Regions from separate parts of the Homo sapiens genome. Here region 2 is linked to region 1. Evidence: chromatin contacts called from ENCODE POLR2A ChIA-PET data. All regions are on one chromosome and are shown on one strand. The core of a region is the stretch at or near the end of the contact, and the rest is flanking DNA. Distances in the headings are between cores, read along the strand shown.

Region 1 (4,652 bases), core at 1,588-4,087:
TGGGATTCCCGAGTAGCTGGGATTACAGGCACCCGCCACCATGTCCAGCTAATTTTTGTATTTTTAGTAGAGACAGGGTTTCACCATTTTGGCTAGGCTGGTCTCGAACTCTTGACCTCAGGTGATCCACCTGCCTCAGCCTCCCAAAGTGCTGGGATTACAGATGTGAGCCACCGCATCCAACCTTAAGTGCTTCATATACATTCTCTGATTTTTTTTTTTTTTTTTTAGACGGAGTCTCGCTCTGTCGCCCAGGCTGGAGTGCAGTGGCGTGATCTCGGCTCACGGCAAGCTCCGCCTCCCGGGTTCACACCATTCTCCTGCCTCAGCCTCAGCCTCCCGAGTAGCTGGGACTACAGGCGCCCACCACCACACCTGGCTAATTTTTTTGTATTTTTAGTAGAGACGGGGTTTCACCGTGTTAGCCAGGATGGTCTCGATCTCCTGACCTCGTGATCCGCCTGCCTCGGCCTCCCAAAGTGTTGGGATTACAGGCGTGAGCCACCGCGCCCAGCCACATTCTCTGATTCTTAATATAACCTGCAAGGTTGATAGCATCAGCCTTTGCAAATGAGGAAACCGAGGCTAAGAATGAGTAAGTCATTGGCCCTCACCCTTGAATACCATACACTGAGTAAGTGGCAGGCAGGGGCCTGGATGGTGATGAAATTATTCCCCTTCATCCCTGAAGATCACGCACTGAGTAGGTGCAGGCCGGGGCCTGGATGGTGATGAAATTATTCCCCTTCATCCCTGAAGATCACACACTGAGTAGGTGCAGGCAGGGGCCTGGATGGTGATGAAATAATTATTCCCCTTCATCCCTGAAGATCACGCACTGAGTAGGTGCCGGCCGGGGCCTGGATGGTGATGAAATTATTCCCCTTCATCCCTGAAGATCACGCACTGAGTAGGTGCCGGCCGGGGCCTGGATGGTGATGAAATTATTCCCCTTCATCCCTGAAGATCACGCACTGAGTAGGTGCAGGCCGGGGCCTGGATGGAAGCCTTTCAGGCTTTACAGTTAGTCCTTTTTCTTCCTCTGCGCCCTGCTCCCTCCCTGGACAGTACAGCGTGTCTGTGATCCCAGTTGTTCACGCTGGAATCCTCAGAGCCAGTTTTGGTGTTATTTTGTTGTGTTTTGTTTTTTAACATTTAATAGTCGTTTTAGATTTACAGACAGTCACTTTTGACCATTATTTCTCCTCATCCTTAAATTATTTTAGCTATTAGTCACCAAGAGCTGTGAGTTCTACCTCTGAAATGTCTTCTGCCTATCAGCTTTCCCTTTGAAAGGCCTCATTGTCAACTTACGGTCTGTCCCAAAGCAAACAGCCAGTAATTTTTAAAACCGTTTAATCCGATAGCTCTCTCTTGCCTCTGAGATAAATTTCAAACTCTCTGACAGAGCATGTGACATTTTTGGACATTCTCTACCCTCTGACCTTCTTTCCCACCTGCCTCCCTAAGTCCCCTAACTCATCCCTATTCCAGTCCCACTGAACTGGTTATATTAGCTAAGATACTTCTTCTTGCATCCAACCCAAAGGGTTTTTTCCCTCTCCTCTTTTACTTGTCCTTCAACACTTAAAAGCTTTCTTAGGTTCAGCCGGGCGCGATGGCTCACCCCTGTAATCCCAGCACCTTGGGGGACCAAGGCGGGTGGCTCACCTGAGGTCAGGAGTCCCAGACCAGCCTGACCAACATGGTGAAACCCTGTCTCTACTAAACACAAAAAATTAGCCAGGCACGGTGGTGTACGCCTGTAATCCCAGCTACTTGGGAGGCTGAGGCAGGAGAATCACTTGAACCCAGAAGGCAGAGGTTGCAGTGAGCCGAGATGGCGCCGTTGCACTCCAGCCTGGGCGACAAGAGCAAAACTCCATTTCAAAAAAGAAAAAAAGCTTTCTTAGGTTCTCCAAATAATTTAGTTGTTCTTTCCTCCCACTTTTTATGGCTCCTAAAAGACAGAAACGTGCATATTTGTGACTTGTGGTTTTTTTAAGCATATCTTTGATTTTTAAATTCTTATTTTCATCAAGATAATAAATCAGATAGTACTAAGATTTTTTAGAAATGAAACGGTCCAACTCTGAGTCACACTACCTAGGACAGCCACTTTCACCTTCACTGTTTCTAAATAATAAATATATTTGTTTCTTCTTTTTCAATTGCCACCTCATCTTGTGACTTCCTGCTGAGGTAGATATTATAGCAAATGCTTCAAGACACACACATGCGTACACACACTCTGTCATGCAAAATACTTGTTTCCATATCTGAGTTCTCAGCTGTTCTGCACACTCCTCAAAGCTTCCGACTGTCTCTGCTGCCACATCTGAACCCAGCGTGGTACCTGGCTCTTTTTGACTACATAAATGAGTGTTTGTCCTTACTAAACAACGAAAGGGATGCTTGTGGAACCAAAACATTATTGTTAAGGCTTTGTATTATTCATTTATTTTTATTTGTATCTGTATGTATGTATATGAGACGGGGTCCCACTCTGTTACACAGGCTGAACTCGAATTCCTGAGCTCACGTGATCCTCTGGCCTCAGCCTCCAAGTGGCTGTGACTATAGGTGTGACCACTGGGCACGGCTTAAGGCTTCCTTTTTAATTAAGATGCCCAAACTAAACAGAACCAACATCAGAAGAGTAGGCCGGGAGGAGACTTACGAAAAAGGAATCATTCCAGGCTTCATCACTAAAACATCACGTAGAGTTTCATATTTGGCCTCACTATCAGACTGAGTTTCATGACACTAAAGATTCTTGAGCGTCTGCCCAGATGCTGTGAGTGGCAGGACTTGCTCTTTTACCAGAGATCCTACCGCCTGGCATGCGGGTCCCTGACCTCGTTGGTCCGCCAGCCACACTTCCTGGCTACAGGCTTGGTTTGCCCTTGACTCTGCCGAGTGAGGATCCACAGTTGCTCATTATCACCAGTATCTCTTGCCTTATTGAACATAACACTCTGTACTGGATTAATACTCTTTAAATGTTAAAAAATTTTTTTTATTTCTCTTCTCTTTTTTTTGGAGCGGGGGTTTGGGTCCTTTTTTTAATGTTAATTTTTTTTATTGTGGTCAGTACAGTGAGATATAAAGTGGGCTATGTCTTTTGTTTTTCAGGCTTGGAGTCAGTGTATATTCTATTTCTATTTTACAGGCAATGGCAGCAGATAAAAGTGACGAGTGGTTTGCCAAACACAATAAACCCAAAGCTTCAGGTTAACGGAAGACATGATGCAGAGCAAGCCTCTGTGATTCCTGCCCAGCACCTGTGAGGCCTGACGTGTCAGTTCCCAATAAATGCTCTTCTGATTTGTTTCCCGTACAGGCAAGGAGGCTTGGGTAGTGCAGATTTGTGTATTTCAATCTTTGAAAGCTCTGATGTAATTTAGAAATGAAATCCAATCATGAGTCCAGGTAGAGAACGCCTGCTGTAATCTACACTGTTGCTGGGACTGCGCATTCTGTATATAACTGTGTTGGATGAGTGACAGATGATTGTCCAGACTAGGACAGCGGCATGAACATGACTTTGGTTGGGATTGCGGATAGTTAGGGTTACCTCTGAATCGTGTAGCTTTTATGAGAGCAGCTGTGCAAGTGAATCCACATTAATGCCTTGTCGTGGTGCCATTCCCAGCGCCTGACGATACGCTCTTCTATTGTCTTATTCTGGCAGGTTTTGACGTTTTAAATTTTTTAAAGAAATTTTATTCCTTGGACCAAAAGGTTTGGTTAACCACCCCCCTCTTACTTGCTTTCACATTTTGAGTGTCCAGAGGAAACAGAAAGGAATGAGTGTGTGACGTTGCTGCACGCCTGACTCTGTGCGAGCTTCTTTCTGTGTATATATTTTGTTTTATTTTTTTCCGTGTATATTTTTAATCCCGACAGAACATCATGTGAGATTTCTTTAAAATGGATTAAACGATTTCTTCAGCCTGAAAAAAAAGGTTTTGAAAATGTTTTCTTGTAGTTTTGTTTGGTTCTAAACAACAAATAGGTTTTAATCACTCGAAATGGAATTATATTGTGTATTCATTGAATAAATTTTTTTTGAAAGTAAGCTTCTGAAATCAAGCTGTGATACCAGTCTCTAAGTCTCATCATGTAAAGTGGTGGCCAGGTTCAGATTTTTAAAAATAAACTTAGGAGATTGGAAGGGATTGACTCAGAGGATCCTGGTTCCCAAAGAACACATAGAGAATTACTTGTAAATCGTAACCTCTGCTTTCCTCCCTTACTGGCAGGGCGTAGGGCATCGAAATTTTGGTTGTATTTGAGCTTATCTTCTTATAGGGGTGATGCTATTATACCTTCACGGAGAGAAATAAATTCTCATCCAGCTCTACAACTTTTCATTCAGCTTGAATTCCATATCCTAGGGAAGCAGTCTTGAGTTTCAAAGCAAACCAAGTTATATATATGGCCCTCCTCTAGGTAATTGGTTCTTTTTATTTTTTATTTTTTTTTTTTGAGACAGAGTTTCGCTCTTGTTGCCCAGGCTGGAGTGCAATGGCGTGATCTTGGCTCACTGCAACCTCCGCCTCCCGGTTTCAAGCGATTCTCCTGCCTCAGCCTCCCAAGTAGCTGGGATTACAGGCATGCGCCACCACGTCTGGCTAATTTTGTATTTT
Region 2 (4,652 bases), core at 1,363-3,862, 98 kb before region 1:
ATCTGGTCATGAAGTGTGTTCCTTGCTGGGCCTCTCACTGCCTCTAGCCACTTTCAATAGAAAGAGCAAAGAATGGTCAGGCGCGGCGGCTCACGCCTGTAATCCCAGCACTGTGGGAGGCCGAGGTGGGCGGATCACCTGAGTTCAGGAGTTCAAGACCAGCCTGGCCAACATGGTGAAACCCCGTCTCTACTAAAAACAGAAAAATTAGCCGAGCATAGTGGCACTTGTTTGTAACCCCAGCTACTCAGGAGGCCGAGCCACACAAATCACTTGAACCCAGGAGGCGGAGGTTGCAGTGAGCCGAGATGGTGCCACTGCATTCCAGCGCAGGCGACAGAGTGAAACTGTGTCTCAAAAAAAAGAAAGAGCTGAGAAATTTAAATGTGTTTTAAAATCTTGAGTTGATACTGATATGTTGCACTCAGAACCAGCTGCCCAGGGCCCTTCCTTACTTCCCCAGTCCGTATCTGTGTTCCTCTCATCCCACTGTGATAACCTTGTTTACAGATTTGCAACATCCGTAATCATGGCCAGCAGTGATCCTAACAAGTCAAGTTCAAACTTTCTTTTCAGTTCTTTTTGTCCTTAGATCACATCCAAGAAAGGAGGAATAGTCAGAGAGCTAGATCCAAAAGTCACTTAAATTATTTGCCTTTTTGTCTAGATAGGTAATAGTTACTATTAGAGTTAGGGTCACATGTTTCTGCTCATATTAAACTTTAGGATTTGCTGTTTGCTCCTACTTTTGACTTGATTTTATTCTTTTAGTAAAAGTAAAATGTTTACGAGGTTCAAAAGTCAAAACTATGCAGGCCGGGCGCGGCGGCTCACGCCTGTCATCCCAGCACTTTGGGAGGCCAAGGTGGGTGGATCACCTGAGGTCAGGAGTTCAAGACCAGCCTGGCCAGGATGGCGAAACCCTGTCTCTATGGAAAATACAAAAATTAGCCGGGCGCGGTGGCTCACGCCTGTCATCCCAGCACTTTGGGAGGCCAAGGTGGGTGGATCACCTGAGGTCAGGAGTTCAAGACCAGCCTGGCCAGGATGGCGAAACCCTGTCTCTATGGAAAATACAAAAATTAGCCGGGCGCGGTGGCTCACGCCTGTCATCCCAGCACTTTGGGAGGCCAAGGTGGGTGGATCACCTGAGGTCAGGAGTTCAAGACCAGCCTGGCCAGGATGGCGAAACCCTGTCTCTATGGAAAATACAAAAATTAGCCGGGCGCGGCGGCACACGCCTGTCATCCCAGCTACTCAGGAGGCTGAGGCAGGAGAATCACTTGAACCCAGGAGGCGGAGGTTGCAGTGAGCTGAGATCAGGTCACTGCCCTCCAACCTAGGCAACAGAGCAAGACTATGTCTTAAATAATAATAATAATAATAATAAATTTTTTAAAGTTAAAAGTATATAACATAATATACAAAGAGAAGGCTCACTTTCACTGCCGGGAGTGAGCGTTTTCCTTAGCTTCTGACTCACCCTTTCCAACTTCCTTACTGCAGAAGTAACCCACACCTCTCTGCCCTGGGCCCTTTGCTTGATGCTTACAAAGGAAGGGTCTGAGATGCTGGTTCTCAGGATCGGCTATGACCAGAGGAGACACATTAGAACAGATTGGAGTTCCTGCTCTTCCCTCTGTTAATTTGCTCGGTTTTGCCTGTTGTTTAGTCACCTATGAAAAGTCAGAGTACCCCGTGGAGGACAGGGAAGGGGTGTCTGGAACGGCCTGAGGGCCAGGCCTTTCAGAGAGAAGGAAGCAGCCTGAGTTTGGTTTGGATGGTCCATTGAATCGCGTTTGATGGGAGTGGAGCTGACTGTGGTGTCCCCAGAGCAGATCTGGGATCCGTGAAACAGGTCGTGACAGAGCAGATCAGTTGTTTCTCTGGCAGGCCCGTCCGTGCAGCTGTTGTTTTGTATTTGAGTAGTTTGCGTTTCCCTTTCCTTTTCATACAAGATTATCTGGTCCTAATCCCCTCCCTCCTGCATAAGGGTTGCTGGGAACCATTTTTTTTTCTTTTGAATAAACGTCTTGGGGAAGTCAACTTTTCACATTTGTTGTTGTTCTTTACTTGACATTAAGGAGCTTTTATAAGCAATTAAAACTAGGAGAAAACCCAAACCAAAAATTTCCCCTAAACTCCCCGTGACCTCAGTCGGAATCGCTCCAGTATTCCTGGTCTTAACTCCTTTGGTGAATTTAGAGAGCGACTCTTTATTCCACTTCCAAACGACCGCTTTGAACTATCGGTCAGCGTGGATAAACACATCTCAGGGAGGGGGCCCATGAAATATGGTTGTGGGCTCAGACTGAGAAGGCCTCATTTTCAAACTAGAGCTGGACGGGAAACTGCATCTGAAAGTATTTCCTGGAATAGCTTGCTCCGTTTCTTGAGTGGCAAGTTTTTTTGGTAAAGATACTCTCCCAGACAGTGGAGGTGCCATGGCCTTCGAACCAGATCCTTCCAATAGTAAATCATGTTGTCAGTTCCTCCTTGGTGGATGGGATCCATTTGTATCATGCCAGAGAGCCTTCAAAGTAGGGTCAAGAAACCCAGAAAATTGGCCCCTGCCTGCTCTTGGCTGGCTATGGGATAGAAAGAGAAGCCTGAGGGCAATCGAGCAAATTAACAGAGTGAGGGAAGAGCAGGAACTCCAATCTGTTCTAACAAGTTTCCTCTGGTCATAGCTGATCCTGAGAACCAGCATCTCAGACCCTTCGTGTGTAAGCCGTAGGGCTGTTTTCTTTTTTTCTTTCTTTCTTTCTTTTTTTTTTTTGAGACGGAGTCTCGCTCTGTCACCCAGGCTGGAGTGCAGTGGCGCGATCTTGTCTCACTGCAACCTCCGCCTCCCAGGTTCACACACAGGCTGCTGTCTCAGCCTCCCCAGCAGCTGGGACTACAGGCGCCCGCCACCATGCCAGGCTAATTTTTTTGTATTTTTAGTAGAGATGGGGTTTCACCGTGTTAGCCAGGATGGTCTCGATCTCCTGACCTCGTGATCTACCAGCCTCAGCCTCCCAAAGTGCTGAGATTACAGGCGTGAGCCACCGCGCCCAGCCTGTAGGGCTGTTTTCTATAGCTCAGCCGTCCAGTATCACCTTTGTGGTTCTTTCATGTCAATACCAGCTATATTACCATTTACTTACATTTTTCTTTAAATATACTCATTTTAAAAATTTAGATTTAGGCTGGACGTGGTGGCTCATGCCTGTAATCCCAGCACTTTGGGAGGCCAAGGCGGGTGGATCCCTGGAACTCAGGAGTTCAAGACCAGCCTGGCCAACATGGCAAAACCTCATCTCTATAGAAAAAATACAAAAATTAGCCGCAACATGGTGAAACGTCGTCTCTACACAAAAATACAAAAGTTAGCCAGGTGTGGTGGTGCATACCTGTGACCCCATTACTCGGGAGGCTGGGGTGGGAGGATCACTTGAGCCTGGGAGGTCGAGGCTGCAGTGAGCCAAGATTGCGCCACTGCACTCCAGCCTGGGGCGACAGAGCGAGACCCCATCTCAAAAAAAAAAAAAAAAGATTTATATCTTTGGTTAAAAAGGAAGATGAGCAGGTGTTAGAGAAACGTTAGTAATTTATTGACATCAAAGCAAGACTCTTCTCTTAAAGTAATTGGAAGGACCGAAAGAAAACTACAAAAGGAATAACCTTCTCACTCTTCTATTCAGTGTTATTTAGTGAGGGATACTCGTGCCACCTAGAGGAGGTCTCTACCAGGTATCGGTGAAGAATTCCACTTAGAGGATGCTTGCCCCCTGCCCTATTTTGATGGCCCTGGTGATATCTGGGATGGTGGTGACCATTGAGAAAGAGAGCTACAGCTTTTATGCTCAGCTTTTTAGAATATTCTTGAAAACTGAAGGTTTCACGGTAGTTTTAGGTATGTCTTAAACAAATCCTTAACTTCAGCTTTAGAATAGTTGGTGTTTAGGCTGGGTGTGGTGTCTCACACCTGTAATCCCAGCACTTTGGGAGCCAAGGCAGGCAGATCATCTGAGGGCAGGAGTTCGAGACCAGCCTGGCCAACATGGCAAAACCCCGTCTCTACTAAAAATACAAAAATGATCTGGGTGTGGTGGTGCGTGCCTGTAGTCCCAGCTACTCGGTAGGCTGAGGCAGGAGAATCCCTTGAGCCCAGGAGGCGGAGGTTCCAGTGAGCTGAGATCACACCATTGCCCTCCAGCCTGGGCGACAGAGCGAGACTCCGTCTCATAAAAAAAAAAGAAAGAAAAAAGAAAAGGTCCAAGACAGACCACGTCCACCATGTGAGGATACAGCAAGAAGGCGCCATCTGTGAGGATCATGCCCTCACCAGACACTGAGTCCACTGGTGCCCTGACTTTCGACTTCCACCCACCACAACTGAGAGAAAGAAACTTTTGTGTTCCTAAGCCACACAGTCTGCACTGTCCTATTGTAGCAGCTTGAATGGATTCAGACAGAAATAAATTGGTACCGAGAAGTGGGGGTGCTGCTGTAACTGATACCTGAAGTGGTGGGAGTAGCTCTGGAACTGGGTGACGTGTAGAAGTCGGAAGAGTTTTGAGGTTCATGATGGAAAAGGCCTACGTTGCCCTGAACAGAATGTGAAAGGCAGTTCCGGGGAGGGCTCAGAAAGAAAAGAGGAGAGCTGT

Evidence for each region. ChIA-PET counts read pairs that join two places held with the same protein, here RNA polymerase II (POLR2A).
Region 2: POLR2A ChIA-PET joins it to region 1 with 11 read pairs in T-cell. The contact joins two enhancer-like sites. POLR2A ChIA-PET finds 5 or more read pairs at or near these places in 3 of 52 experiments (BJ, HCT116 and T-cell).

The regions. Positions count from the first base shown.
Region 1 is chr17:758,759-763,410 of GRCh38, reverse strand. It overlaps GLOD4 (glyoxalase domain containing 4), which reads left to right. Exons shown (of 9, transcript NM_016080.4): 9 at 3,173-4,081. The coding sequence ends at 3,238. Among named protein-coding and RNA genes, the nearest start is that of GEMIN4, 8.8 kb to the right of the region's middle. Within about 2 kb of position 2,837, at least 4 of the 41 ENCODE cell types and tissues checked have a DNase peak (open chromatin) inside an H3K27ac peak, as active enhancers do.
Region 2 is chr17:856,856-861,507 of GRCh38, reverse strand. The region is part of intron 1 of NXN (nucleoredoxin); the gene reads left to right. Among named protein-coding and RNA genes, the nearest start is that of MRM3, 77 kb to the right of the region's middle. Within about 2 kb of position 2,612, at least 12 of the 41 ENCODE cell types and tissues checked have a DNase peak (open chromatin) inside an H3K27ac peak, as active enhancers do.